2 separate regions of the Mus musculus genome follow, and region 1 is linked to region 2. Evidence: chromatin loops called from intact Hi-C (ENCODE). Cell type or tissue: heart. All regions are shown on one strand. Links, peaks and the distances in the headings refer to the core of each region. The heading gives the core; the rest is flanking DNA.

What was found. Hi-C counts contacts between places; a loop is a spot of excess contacts. Peaks named below come from ENCODE experiments on the same cell type or tissue, not always from the same donor. Only the 100,000 strongest peaks of a DNase experiment are listed, where the experiment ranks them.
Region 1: it touches region 2 in a loop (5-fold over the local background); 4 of 42 quality-filtered maps call a loop at or near these places.

Annotation. Positions count from the first base shown.
Region 1 is chr12:29,914,415-29,921,113 of GRCm38, reverse strand. Myt1l (myelin transcription factor 1-like) reads right to left here. Exons shown (of 25, transcript NM_001093775.1): 24 at 1,076-1,219; 25 at 1-773. The coding sequence ends at 633. Gm46346 (a long non-coding RNA gene) reads left to right here and starts at 5,822. Exons shown (of 2, transcript XR_003950176.1): 1 at 5,822-6,221. In heart, for the core only: no CTCF peak of the experiment used is centred there; no DNase peak of the experiment used is centred there.
Region 2 is chr12:30,559,041-30,565,739 of GRCm38, reverse strand. Gm32259 (a long non-coding RNA gene) reads left to right here. Exons shown (of 4, transcript XR_872635.1): 2 at 1-13; 3 at 1,103-1,202; 4 at 2,823-3,135. Among named protein-coding and RNA genes, the nearest start is that of Gm32259, 15 kb to the left of the region's middle. In heart, for the core only: no CTCF peak of the experiment used is centred there; no DNase peak of the experiment used is centred there.

The DNA of each region.
Region 1 (6,699 bases), core at 2,214-4,713, 640 kb after region 2:
GAATGCAAAAAACCTCATTTATTGCCCCCACCATACACCATCCTCCTAAAACAAACAAACAAAAAAGTCACATAATATTTCCAAGCATTGTTCAAAAATAAAGCATTTTTTTGCAACCAATTCTTGCTATGAAACAATATGCACACAAAATGTATTTCTTAAATTCCACAAAGTCCTCCAACCTGAGGCAAAATGATAATGTCTAAAAGTGGCCAGGAGGCCACAAAGTGATCGTTCAAACCTGCTTTTTTTTTCCTTTTTCTTTTTTTGTCCATTTCAGTTCAAAATACTAAAACATTTAATCACTAAAGCATTAAAAAGAATTTACACTCTATTTATTTTCATCAGCTTACCTCTTCAGAAATATAGAGACCCCCAAATGTGCAGACAGCAGCAGCTATAAACATTACATGGCAAATCACACTATGTCAGCTTATATGAAAACGTACAAAATGTGAATGTATCCAAAACTAGTCTGCAGGTACTCTCTCGAGAGCACACAAAACCATTATGAAGTCTTGTAGCATAACACTGTTCCGACAGAAATAAATATATAACACTTTCTGGTAAGTTACAGCAGCAAGAAACAAGAGGCATCCTTTTTAAGCATGAGTCACCACTAGAGCAGCTGTTCAGACCTGAATTCCTCTCACAGCCTGCTTTATATTTTCCAGTAGGGCTTTATTTTCTGGACTCTGATAACGATCTTGATTTGTATACATTTCCGTCAAAGTAGTCACGTAAGCATCAAAATTTTGTTCATTGATTGGATCCTACGAGATATTAAATAGTAGTTCATATACAACTTTCATTTTCTGAATAGTATATTCACAAAAGCATAAAACAGTATCATAGCATAGAGCCACTGTTTCCATAATACTTAACAGGCCTACTCAGAGCACACTTAACGTTATGCGATCAGCCCCACCAATGTTTCTAGTGGTTAACGGTATGGTTTCAGGGTGGTGACCAAAAACAACCAAAAGCTGAAGGACCACAGACAATGACACAGACATCTACTCAGTGAGGTGGACTGCGGAGGCTCCGAGGCGCTCACCTACGCCTAGTGACTTACCATGTGAGGCAGCTGGATGTTGGCGAGGCTGTGGATCAGGGACTGGCTCAGGTTGGCCAACTCGTGCAAGAGCGACTCATTCTGCTGTTCAATGACTTTGTTCTCCTCCTCAATCGTCTTCAGGTTGCTCTCCATTGTGGTGATCTGAAATCACACATATGGGTGACATGTAACATGAGGTTGGCTGTTGGGAGCGTGCACACCGGCTGAGGGGACAAGGACAGAAGCTTTCTGCTCAAGCAGAGGCTGCACCTTGGGGACCTGAATTTGTGTCTTTGATTCTTTATATTTGAACACATGGTACTAGCTACAGCGACCATGGAGGTATTCTGACTGACTGCTTGCTCTCTCGTCATTGAAGGCTCTCGGGTCTGGATGCTCTCATTTGCCCCATCTGCCCCTGTGTCCTGTGGGGAATAATGTTAGTTCTTTAACATTGATGATGTTAATTTCTCTTTGTGGTGTTACAGTCTGCCGTGACAGGCGCTCTGGGTCCCTGCAGGTGAGTAGTAAATGTATGCAGGTAGAGCTCTGACTGGTCTCTTGGTTCAGCTTCCTTTTCCTAAGATGGTGGTTCTCACCTTCCCTAACACTGTAACCTATAATACAGTTCCTCACGTGTGGTGATCCCAATCAAGTTATCCCTGTGGCTACTTCACAGCTGTAATTTTAGTACTGTTATGAATCATCATGCAAATATCTTTGTTTCCTGATGGCCTTAGGCAACCCTGTGAAAGGCTCATTTGATCTCCAAAAGGGTCTCGACCCACAGGGTAAGACACACTGTTCTAAGAAGTCTGGGAGAGCTGGAGACTTGCGTGTGCCCCATACACTGAGCTCCTGTCTCCTGAGTGTTCCCCTGACTCTCTACTTGACTCCTTTGCTTGTTATCCTTTACCTGCACTTGGTTTAAGTTCCAGGCTCTCACCTCTCATCTACAGGCAGGGCCTATGAAGAGACACTGAGCAGGGCAGCAGTGTTAGTGGGACTTCTCCACTGAATGAACATGATTCTTTTCGTCCTACTGGGGGATCTCTTGATGCCATATGGTTTCCTCCCCTGTACATCCTGGTCAACCCTCTAGCATTTTTTCTGTCAAATTAATGTTTCCACCCGTGGTGGTTTGAGTAAGAATGGCCCCACAGGCTCCCATATTTGAAGTCACCCGAGAGTGGCACTGCTTGAGAAGGATTAGGAGGTGTGGTCTTGTTGGAGGAGGTGTGGTCTTGGAGGAGCTATATCACTGGGGGAGTGGGGGAGATAAGCTTTGAGGTTTCAGAAGCCCGTGCCAGCCCCCATCTCTCCTCTTTACTCTTTTCCTCTTAAATGAATAGTGGTTTCCAGCATTCATAGGGCTATTTCAGATAATTTCCCCCTCTAACATGCATTTCCCACTCATGTGTCTAAAGGTAGGGCTAAAGGGTCTTTCTAGCGAAAGTTACCCTGTCATTTCCAGGAGCTGTGAGGAGCATCCACCCTCCAAGAAGAATCTATAGAGCTACCCTGTTTTCAAGACAAAAAAACCCTCATGTGTCAATGCCACTAAGCATCAGTGAAGGAAACTATGGGGATTGTAGAAAACTCCAGTGCAAGTCCCAATTAGAGGACCTTGAGCTGCAAGTGTGGCCTAGAAATTTCAGTCTCCAGGTATGGAGTAACCCACCTAGTCCTAGGCCATTCAGATGGGCCCGGGCCACTTAGAAGGATACCTAGACCACTCAGAATAGTGAGTGGGACATTTAGAGGGTGTCTGGATACACAGACATAGAATTGTGGGGCTCTCTCAGTCTCACGGCCTGGCTTTCTTCCTCTCAACTATCTGACTTTCCAACTTCCAAGTGGGCCCAGAATTCATTTTCTCCTGTGAACTCAGATCTGCATGCCCAAGGCCTGTGTTAAGGCACTGTGAACCTGGAAGTCCACTCAAGCTAGGGAGCCCTGCCTTCCCTAGTTGTTTTCCTTATTTTTATAGTTTTCTTGTTCTTTAGGTAAACAAGAGCCTCTACATACACTGGCAGCAAGATTTCTGTTTTTCTAGGGTACTTAATTCCACTGAAGGTGTCAAAGCCATTGAACATAGTGTGGCCATTTTCGCAGGCATAGTGCTACAGGAAGAGTATACAGAGGGCATCTCTACCTCCACCCAGGCTTCTAAAAGCCCTGTTCCTCAGCAGTGGTCTGCAGAGAGCCTGTACCACCTCTAGAGCCAGGCTGCAGGCTGAGGACTGGGTCAGAATGTGCCTGTTTTGGGCCTTGGGGAAGAACACTGGCTCTTTACCCAGGTACCACGGGTTTGAACTCTAGGGGCCCTCAGATCCTCTGTGATCATGATCAAAGGTTATGAGGATAACCAAGATGGAGTTCTTCAAAGGGTAAGCACACTCTTGCTGAGCAAGTCTCATGTCTGCCTGTCTGACTGGCTCCATCTGCCTCCAGCCTAACTGTTTTCTAGGATGGCCTCTGTCAGGAGTTATTAAGACCAAAGACAGTTCATGGCCCAGTTTTGCGAGACATGTGAGACTCTTCTTTCAATGGCTACTGTAAACCCAAAAGGATGACATCATCCTGTGATGCATTCACAGTGTTTAACTCATGCACAGTACCGTACAGAGCTATAAGGCAGCTGCTAGAGTCTTGTGCCACTTTCACCTGGAATAGAACTGTTATGGCACAGGCTGTGGGGTCCGGACACCAGATCATTTGTTCTATGGTTGCTGGCTGCTGAGATTCAAAGCCGGTGTGGCTTCCTTCACACACACATGCAGAAGATGTACAGGATGGGGGGACATATACCAAGTATGAGGTCACTGGGGGAGCAAGACTTGGGGAAAGCTCCATAGTAATGTGCTCCTCTGCATCTACCACCACATGACACTGAAGTGGGATCGAGAGAGGCGTTTAGGGTCTACACTGAGTTACAGAGAGTTTTAGATCACAGAGAGACGAAACCACAATCTGACAAGTAGCACTGAAACACAGGAGCTGAAGAGCAGCTGCAGGGCTGACACCTGCCAACTTAGCCAAGGCAAGGCTAGAAAGGACAGGGCCAGATGGCAGGTAATCTCTCATTAGCAGTCTGCTCTGAGGCTATGATTCTCGTTAATGTTCTAGCATCTCTTTCTCTTCTCCCCCCTCAGCCAAGCTTCTCAGCCCAACTGGTGACCACAGGCGAGCAGTTCTTTTCGGCCTGTAATCTGAACTCCCCTCCTTCTGCTCCTATATTTTCTGTACTACAATGTTCCCGTATGATCACCCATGGCCTACCCACTTTCTCCTGGGCCATAGAACAACCACCCAGTGGCAGCTTACATCCATGTTACTTTCCTCCCATGCCTGTTCCATGAGTCTTGTCTCCTCTTTCTTGTTCTTTATCAGGCATATATTCACCTTCTGTCCAGGTTTCCCTTGGTCCAGGTGTGCTCAGATCATTTTCGTAGCTCTCTGCCTGAGTCACTGTGTAAGTTCTCAAAAGTCACATACAGTGGGTGAGAACTGAGTTGGACTGGATGGGACCTGTTGTATTTAACTTGGTCAATTGAGACTCAAGTTCTGGGAGTGCCCAGCTGGGCGCTCAAAATACCTTGAGCTCCAATACCTATGCTGCATTAAGTACAACTGAATTGAGGTGAAGTGTACTTTGTCTTTGGTCATTTTCCTTTCCTAGAGAGTTATCTGAGCAGTCAGGATCTTTGACCCAAGTTTGTATAGGTCCAAAGTCCTACTAAGAGTCCTTTCTGTATAAAGCTGCAAAGCACAGGAACGTTTAAGATATCCAGGCTCATAAAAGTCATCTTGGTTGTACCAAGTTGACCAGAAACACTGCTCAATTATATAACCAAATGCTAGGCTCACCTGCTCATATGGAAACAGGACGATTTGTTCCTCAAAGTGAATTCTTACAGTGGACAGTGAACTGAACATATTAGATATTTAACACCAGTGGTCTCTGATTAGAGAAGGTACCATGGTTTGGATGGGATTTGAGTGTCCCTGGGCTTCACATGCTGACAGTTAATACCAACTGTGATGTGAAGAGTGATAAGGGTGAAAACTTAGATCTAATTATTGATATTAGCAATGGAGCCTGAGTGGGTGATCAGCATTAGAAAAGGTCAGCGGCATCAAGGTGGACACAAGGAGGATGTTAGAAGCCTGGTGGTTTTATAGGAGGAAAAGAGACTAACTAACACACACACACACACACAGCCTTCTTACTGACAGAATCCCCAGATGGTATGCCCTACACTTTGTCCTTCACCATGTGATAGGACATACCATCTGGGGATTCTATCAGTAAGAAGGCTGGCCCCTGCCTTGGATCTCCAGACCCATGAGTGACAATGGACCTGCTTTCTTCACACCATGCTCTTCTATAGCACTGCATGCATCAGCAACAGAAACAGATTAATGTGCATGGCAGTGCTCAGAACGGCAGGGGAAGGAATTTTTAATTAGCAAGTATTTGAGACAGAGAAATGCTCGCATGTACTTTTCCCTTTAAGTTCTAGGCTTCACTGTCCAGTTCTCTGCCAAAGTTAAGTCTGGGCTCTTCCTGAGCACAACTCCAGTCACCTGGGTAGAACCACAGCTCTGGGCACTGGCTGTGACTTTCTCTATTCCTGGTTCCTGTGTGATCCTGACAGAAATGACTTCAGCCTTAACCTGTCTCTGGCTTGCCTCAAGTCCTCTGTTAGTGTGTAGCCCAGGAGTATGAAGTGGCCTTGTGTGCTTCACCCAGGAGCCGAGTGGACATGGCATGTCATGTGTATCCATGGTGACACTTGCCACAATAAGTGCCATAGTGACTGTCATGCAGGACCCCTCTGTTAGTTGATACTCCTGGGAGTGTCCCAAGAAGACGCGTCTCCTTCTCCTTCCCAGTTGGCCACAAACCCCTGAGAACTCACATCGAAATCCAAGATCAGCTTCCTGTCAGCCCACATGCTTGGGGCCACAGGCAACAGGCAATGCATCTCAGAAATATTAGGGCTTCCACTACTGCTATAGACGGATGCAAAATGATCCAATAACACAAGGGCCTAAACACCTTGAGAGAAAGCTCACACCTTCTACCTTTCATAGACCAGCTGATCCTATGGGAATGACTATTCACCAATGGCCTGGTTGAACACAGAAGCACACAAAGGTAGGTGGACAACCCATGGCCTCTGTGCTATAACAAATATTTCCATGCAACGATTCTGTAGAAGGGAAAGTCACCCAGTGGGGGAACAAACAGGGAGAAGTGGAAAACAAGGAAAGCACACTTCTCTGGGGCAGGAGCTGATTGCAGTCCCTCTCTAAGCAACAGCGCTTCAGTACAACCAGAACAGGGAAGAGGCTTCTTATTAAAGCCAGACTAGATGCTCCACAACAGACCCAGAGTTGGGGCTGAATTGCTAACACTAGAACTGAGGCATCATCACAGGATTAGAACTCCAGTCTGACCTTGGTATGAGATTTGAGACTATGTGAGAACTGGAATGAAAAGCTTCACACTAGAGCTAGAACTGGAGCCAGGCATGCTGCCGTAGGCCTGTAAGCTCCATGCTCTGAAAGCAGATACAGCAGGCTCACAGGAATTCTATGCCAGCTTAGGCACACAGGGATACTCCTCCATGACA
Region 2 (6,699 bases), core at 2,140-4,639:
ATGAAGTTTCCATGTAAGTACCAGCTTGATTTTTCCATGTTCTATTACTCAATCCAACATTCTTTAATCATAGTAGTCCTTGAAAAACTGAAAGTACATGGGATGTATCTCAGCACAATAGAGACAATATATAGTAAGCCTGCAGCCTACATCTTGCTAAATGGGAAAAAAAAAACCCACAAAACCCTTCAATCATTTTCACTAAAATAAGGAACAAGACAAGGATGTCTACTCTCCCACTACCTGTTCAGGTAGTAATTGAAGTCTTAGATGGGCAATGGGATGAATTAAGGTGATAAAGGTGATACAAGTAGGAAGGAGTCAAAGTATCCTTATTTGAAGTTGATATAGTCCTATACACAAAAGAGCCTAATGACTACTCCAGATATGACCTATAGCTGATAAACACACTCAGCAAGCTAGCAGTGCATAGTTAGTTTCTTTTGCTGTGATAAAGCACCATGACCAAAGCAGCTCAGGGAAGGAAGGGCTTACTTAATCTTACAGCAGGGAAGTTGGGGCAGGAACTCAGGCAGAGCACTGGGCGTAAAACTGATACAGAGACCATGGAGGGGTGCTGCCTACTGGGCTACTCTTTCTGGTTGCTTAATCTGCTTCCCCACAAAACTTAGGACCATATGCCCAAGGTTAGCTCACCCATACCCATGGGCTAGGCCCACTCACATTAATCACCAATAAAGAAAATTCCCTATAGACAATATGGATGGAGGTATTTTCTCAGTTGAGGTTCCTCCTCCAGATAATTCTAACTTTTGTGAAGTTGACAAAAACAAAAACACAAGGAAGATGTAAATCAAACACACAAAACTCAGTAGCCTTTCTACATACACACAACAAGCGTATTTAGAAATAATCAGAAAATAACAGCAAATTCACAACAGATTCAAAGATATATTGGTATAAATCTCGTAATAAAAGCAAAAGACTTGCACAATGAAAACTTTAAGAATATGAAAAATTGACAGAGCTCTCATTGTTCATGGATTGGTAGGGTTAATATTATAAAAATGGCCATTCTACCAGATGCAATTCATAGTTCCCTATTAGAAACATTCATGCCTTTTATGTCTTTGCATTCTAGCTTGTAAGAGCCCATTCGTCTATCCTGGATCTCCAGTTCTTGTCCTGGCTGGACCCGCTCTCCTGATGTACCCACGCGAGGCCTTGCCAGCAGCATTGGAGTGCGTTGAGTTCTAACATTTACACTGATTCCTTCATAGAGGTTCCATATTTATCACTTGTTTATGATTCTGGGTATCAATTTCTTTTTCTACAAGGGCCCTAACGTATCATTGATAACTATTATAAATATTCTATCTGTTGATTATAAAGTCTGCCTCATGCTTGTGACTGTGCTGATATTAACATTGCTGTTTGAGATATATTTGTCTCAAATGTCTCATTATGAGGTAAAAAAAATCAGACAAGCATTTTGAATAGCAGCAACTCTGGACAGGATATCTATAGTATATAGTAGTATATAGTATATAGTAATCTATAGTATGGGGCTTTATGTCAAGTTGCCTAGGAGATAGTCTTTATTCCCTGTTTTCTCTGGCTGTATGTGCCATGGTCTTCATGTATCATTTTGTGCACATTTATTCATCCCATTCTTGCCTTTAGGATGTTCTGGGTGCTTTCTAACTAAATTGGAAGATGCTCACTTTTTAAAAAGGGTCTTCACTTACCAAATTAGAAACATAAAGATGTGACGCTGACGGTTGATCCATTGTTATGGATGTGTCTGAGAACATTTACACAGAAATAGAAAGTGATGTGACTGTGAGAAGTATCTGCTCATAGACTAGGACCCAGTGGGGTAAAAGTGCAAGAAGAGATCACTGAGACAAGCATTCTCTTTCTCTCCTCTCTCTCTGTCTCTCTGTCGCTCTGTCTCTGTTTCTCTCTCTCTCTCTCTCTCTCTCTCTCTCTCTCTCTCTCCCCCTCCCTTTCTCCCCCCTTCTCCCTACCTCTCTCCTCCTTCTCCCTCTCCCACTTTCTGTTACCCATTGCTCCGAGACTGCTCTCTCAAACTCTCTACCTTGATTTCCTACCTCACCATTACCCTGAAGCAACAAAGCTAGCCAACCCTGAACTGAAACTTCTGAAAACATGACCAGTATGCATCTCTTACCCTTTAACCTGCTTCCTTGGGTATTTGTTACAGTGGTAAAAATCTGACACGTTCAGAATAGTAAGCTAATAGAAAAAAGCAAAATTTTGCCAATATGTTTTTGAATCTAATTGCAATGAAAAAAATTCTTAGATATGCCCATATAGTAAAAGTATCTAGGAAGAAATAGAAAACTTTAATATGTCTATGCCTCTTCAATATCCTGAAACTATTATGGAAGTTTCCTGGTGAGTCAGAATTCTGGGTCAAATGGCTTCATTGTTAAATTGTCTTAAATTTTTACAAAGCCAGCAACCAATTCTAAACCAATTCCTCTGAGAATACTAAAATGATAACTGTGAAGAGAGTCCTCAAAATGGATGCATACACTATTTTTCCAGATTAAAGAAAACACTATCGTATGAATGAAAGTTTCCTTAAACAGTAGGTGACATTGCTGTCCAGTGTGATGATAAGAGTCATAATAAATTAAAGCTTGGGGGATAGAAGACAAAGAATAAGAAAGTTCTCACTGAAGGGAGAGACAATTGTTCTCTCTCCCAACATCAGGATTTACTGGAAAGCAGTGTGTGGTCATTAGACAGTATAGGAATAGAGGATATTGAACCAAGCAGAGTCCAGGCAAACTGATCTAAAACTAAAGTTCTGTTGTGCCAAACATTTGCAGGCATACATTCAGTATGGTGTCCTAGGCACACACAGCTGCTGAATCAGGAGACACATCAACATGGAGATGGCCTCACTGATATAGCAGGGGCAGAGTGTATTCTCCATTCTTCAGGGAGTTAGACTTTGCAAGGCCTCGGTGCCACGAAGAGCATCCTTCTCGGTGACATCACAGGGACAAATTTGCCTCTTCTGAAGTGAGGTCTTGAGAGCGTCCTACACCTCGGCTGGCTGCTCCTCATCTATGGCAAGATCATCCCCTTCCTGTCTTCTCATGATCATCTCCATCAATGATTCCCTAGTGTAGAGGAATGCCAGTGTGGGGGAGGTGGGAGTGGGTGAGTGAGAGGGGGAGCATCCTCATAGAAGCAGGGGGAGGGGGGAAGGGGGTTCTGGAGGGGAAACCAGGAAAGGGAATGACATTTGAAATGTAAATACATAAAATAATTAATAAAAACGGAAAAAATAAAATAAAATATTAAAAAAATCAGTTGTTTGTTTCTTAAAGACAAGAAAGGAGAAGAGGGACATTGGAACTAGTTGGGAAGAGTAAGGAGACAGTGAAAGTAGGAAAAGGAAATGAGAGTGAGTAGCCAGTTGTATATGACCTAATATATTATATATAATATACATTATATATAATTATGTGTAAGTATAATATTTTATATACATATATAACAATCCATACATATATAAAATATAATTATATATAATATGCTCAATATGCATAGTTATATAATATATAATTTAATATATACTATATAGTATATATAATGTATTAGGTCACATATGTATATAATATATGAAAATGTCATAATGAAACTAATCAGATAATTAGTATGTAAAAATAAAAGCTAGAAAAAAATCATGTTTTTATGAAGAAAATGTGAATTCTCTTTGTTTTATTGCTTTAAATTCGGTCTTTCATGCAGGACCTTTCTCTCACCTTCCCAGGCACATTAAGAAGACAATTAAGTTCAAGAGAGAAACACCGCCTGAGCCCCATTATACCCAAGAGTTTTCCTCTTCACCACAGAGTAAAGGATCATTTAACTTTTCTGATTATTTCAGTGGGCTAGCTGAGAGATTTATAAACTGACAGTGGGATTTCTTATAGACATTCCAGATAACGAGGTGAACAACATTGTGTTTAGCGTGGGAGGGGCCCGGCCCCTGAAATGTTGTTTACCAAATCGCCAGCTGGATCTTATCACCGGCAAACAGATTTACTTTTCACACACATTATTTTTCAGAGGCATCTGAAATTCAATGTGGGTGCTGAACCTTCAAATATGTTTGACGGAGTTTGTCTGCTGGAAAACTAAATAGCATTGAACTTGAAATGTACTTCCCCCCGACTATCTAAATCAGACTTTCAGCAGGACACAGCTAGGATGAAGTGGCTTCTCGCCTTCCATTTTCAGTCTCAGAGTGAGGCAGGAGGAAGCCCCGCTGACCTTGCTGCGGCAGCCTCCAGCCGCTCTGTGGCCAGCCTCTTTGTAAGGGTGAATTGTTGGTTTTATAATAGCTGCCTATCCAGTGTTGCTGAAGTAGTTTGAAGAATGGGAATGTGTAATTTTACAAGGCCCCTAAGATGCCTGATTTCTACCTATTAAAACTATAAAATTTCGAAAACGCTGGCCAAAACACATCATCAAAAGCCTATTTCCTAACTGGTAGTTGAGGCGGTCTCACTCCCTCCCCTTCCTCTTTCCTACACACTGTTCCCCCCTTCTTATCCTCTTTGTTTCCTCTCTGTTCTCCTCTTCCTTTAGATCTTTTCAGATACAGTTTCTTGAGAATACTTCTTTCCTATAAACTGTGAGGTTCAGTAAACCTCGTCTTCCTTCGTCTCAACTTATTTTCTTATTTTACTTCTGGATTTTTTTTTCTTTTACACATTGGATACTTAGGAGTACCTTGCCTAATTTCTCTTTATTTATGCATTTGTTTTTAAAATTTTACTTATTTATTCACTTTACATCCCAATATCAGTGCCCCTCTCCTCCCACTATCCCCTCATGAAGCCTTTCTCCCATTTCACCCTCCTCCCACTATCTACCCTATTCCACCACTCCCATCCCCTCACCTCCGACCCCCTCACTCCCCTTCCCCAACTCCACCTTTGGCATATCCTCTCCCACTAAAGCCAAACAAGGCAGCCCAGTTAGGGGAATAGGATATACAGGCAGGCAGGCAGGCAGGCAGGCAGGCAGGCAGGCAGGCAGGCAGGCAGGCAGGCAGGCAGGCAGGCAGGCAACAGATTTAGGGACTTCCCCTGCTCCAGTTGTTGGGGGACCCACAAGAAGACCAAGCTGCACATCTGTTGCATATGTGCAGGAAGCCTAAGTCCAGCCTGTGCTTCCTCTTTGGTTGTCAGTTGGTTCAGTGTCTGGGAGCCCCTAAGGGTCCAGGTTAGTTGATTCTGTTGGTCTTTCTGTGGACTCCCTGTCCTCTTTGGGTACCTTAATTCCCCCAGCCCCCAAATTCTTCATAAGCCTCCCCAAGCTCCATCTCATGTTTGGCTGTGACTCTCTGCATCTCCCTGCATTGGCTGCTGGGTGGAGCCTCTCAGAGGACAGTTATGTTAGACTTCTGTAGGCAGGGACAGCCCCTGTTCCACTTGTTGGGAGACCCAAGTGAAGACCAAGCTGTGCATTTGCTACATATGTGCAGGGGGCCTGGATCCAGCCTGTGCTCACTCATTGGTTGGTGTCTCAGTCTCTGGGGGCTCCCAAGGGTTAGTTATTTCTGTTGGTCTTTCTGTGGAGTCCCTATACTCTTTGGGTTCCTCAATTCTTCCCTTAACTCTTCCATAAGACTCCCCAAGCTCCATCAAGGCTAGTCCTCACTTTATGTTCTATTAAATTTAGTGTATCTGGTTTGATGTTGGGGGTCTTTGATCCATTTAGACTTGAATTTTGTGCAGGGTGATTAATAAGGATCTGTTTGCATTCTTTTACATATAGGCATCCTGTTAAGACCAGAACCATTTGTTGAAGGTGCTCTCCCCTTTCCATTGTGTGGTTTTGACTTCTTTGTCAAAAAAGAATCAAGTGTCCGTAGATTGTGGGTTTATTTTTGGGTCTTCAATTCTATTTCATTGATCAACCTGTCTGTTTCTATACCAATATCATTCAGTTTTTATTACTATTGCTCTGTAGTACAGCTTGAAGTCAGAGGTGATAATATCTCCAGAGATTCTGTTATTGTTCAGGATTGTTTTAACTATCCTGTTTTTTTGTTTTTCCATATGAAGTTGTGAATTGCTCTTTCAAGTTCTGTAAAGAATTATGTTGGAATTTTGATGGAAATTGCATTGACTCTATAGATTGCTTCTGGTAAGATGGCCATTTTCACTATATTAATTCTACAGTCCATGAGCATGGACAATCTTTCCATCTTCTGATATCTTCCTTGATTTCTTCATTCTTGATTTGAAGTTCTTATCACACAGATCTTTTACTTGCTTGGTTAGAGTTACACCAAGATATTTTATATTATTTCTAGCTATTTTGAAGGGTACTGTCTTCCTAACTTCTTTCTCAATCCATTTATCATTTGTATAATGGAGGGCTAATGACTTCTTTGTCTTAATTTTGTATCCACTAACTTTGCTGAAGGTGTTTATAAGCTTTAGGAATTCTCCAGTAGAATTTTTGGGATCACTTATGTATACTATCATATTATCTGTGAATAGTGATACATTGACTTCTTCCTTTTCATCTCCTATCTCCTTGGTCTCTTTTAGTTGTCTTATTGCTCTAGCTAGAACTTCAAGTACTATACTGAAGAGATAGAGAGTGGACATCCTGGCTTGTTTTGTCCCTGACTTTAGTGGGATTTCTTTAAGTTTCTCTCCATTAATTTGATGTTAG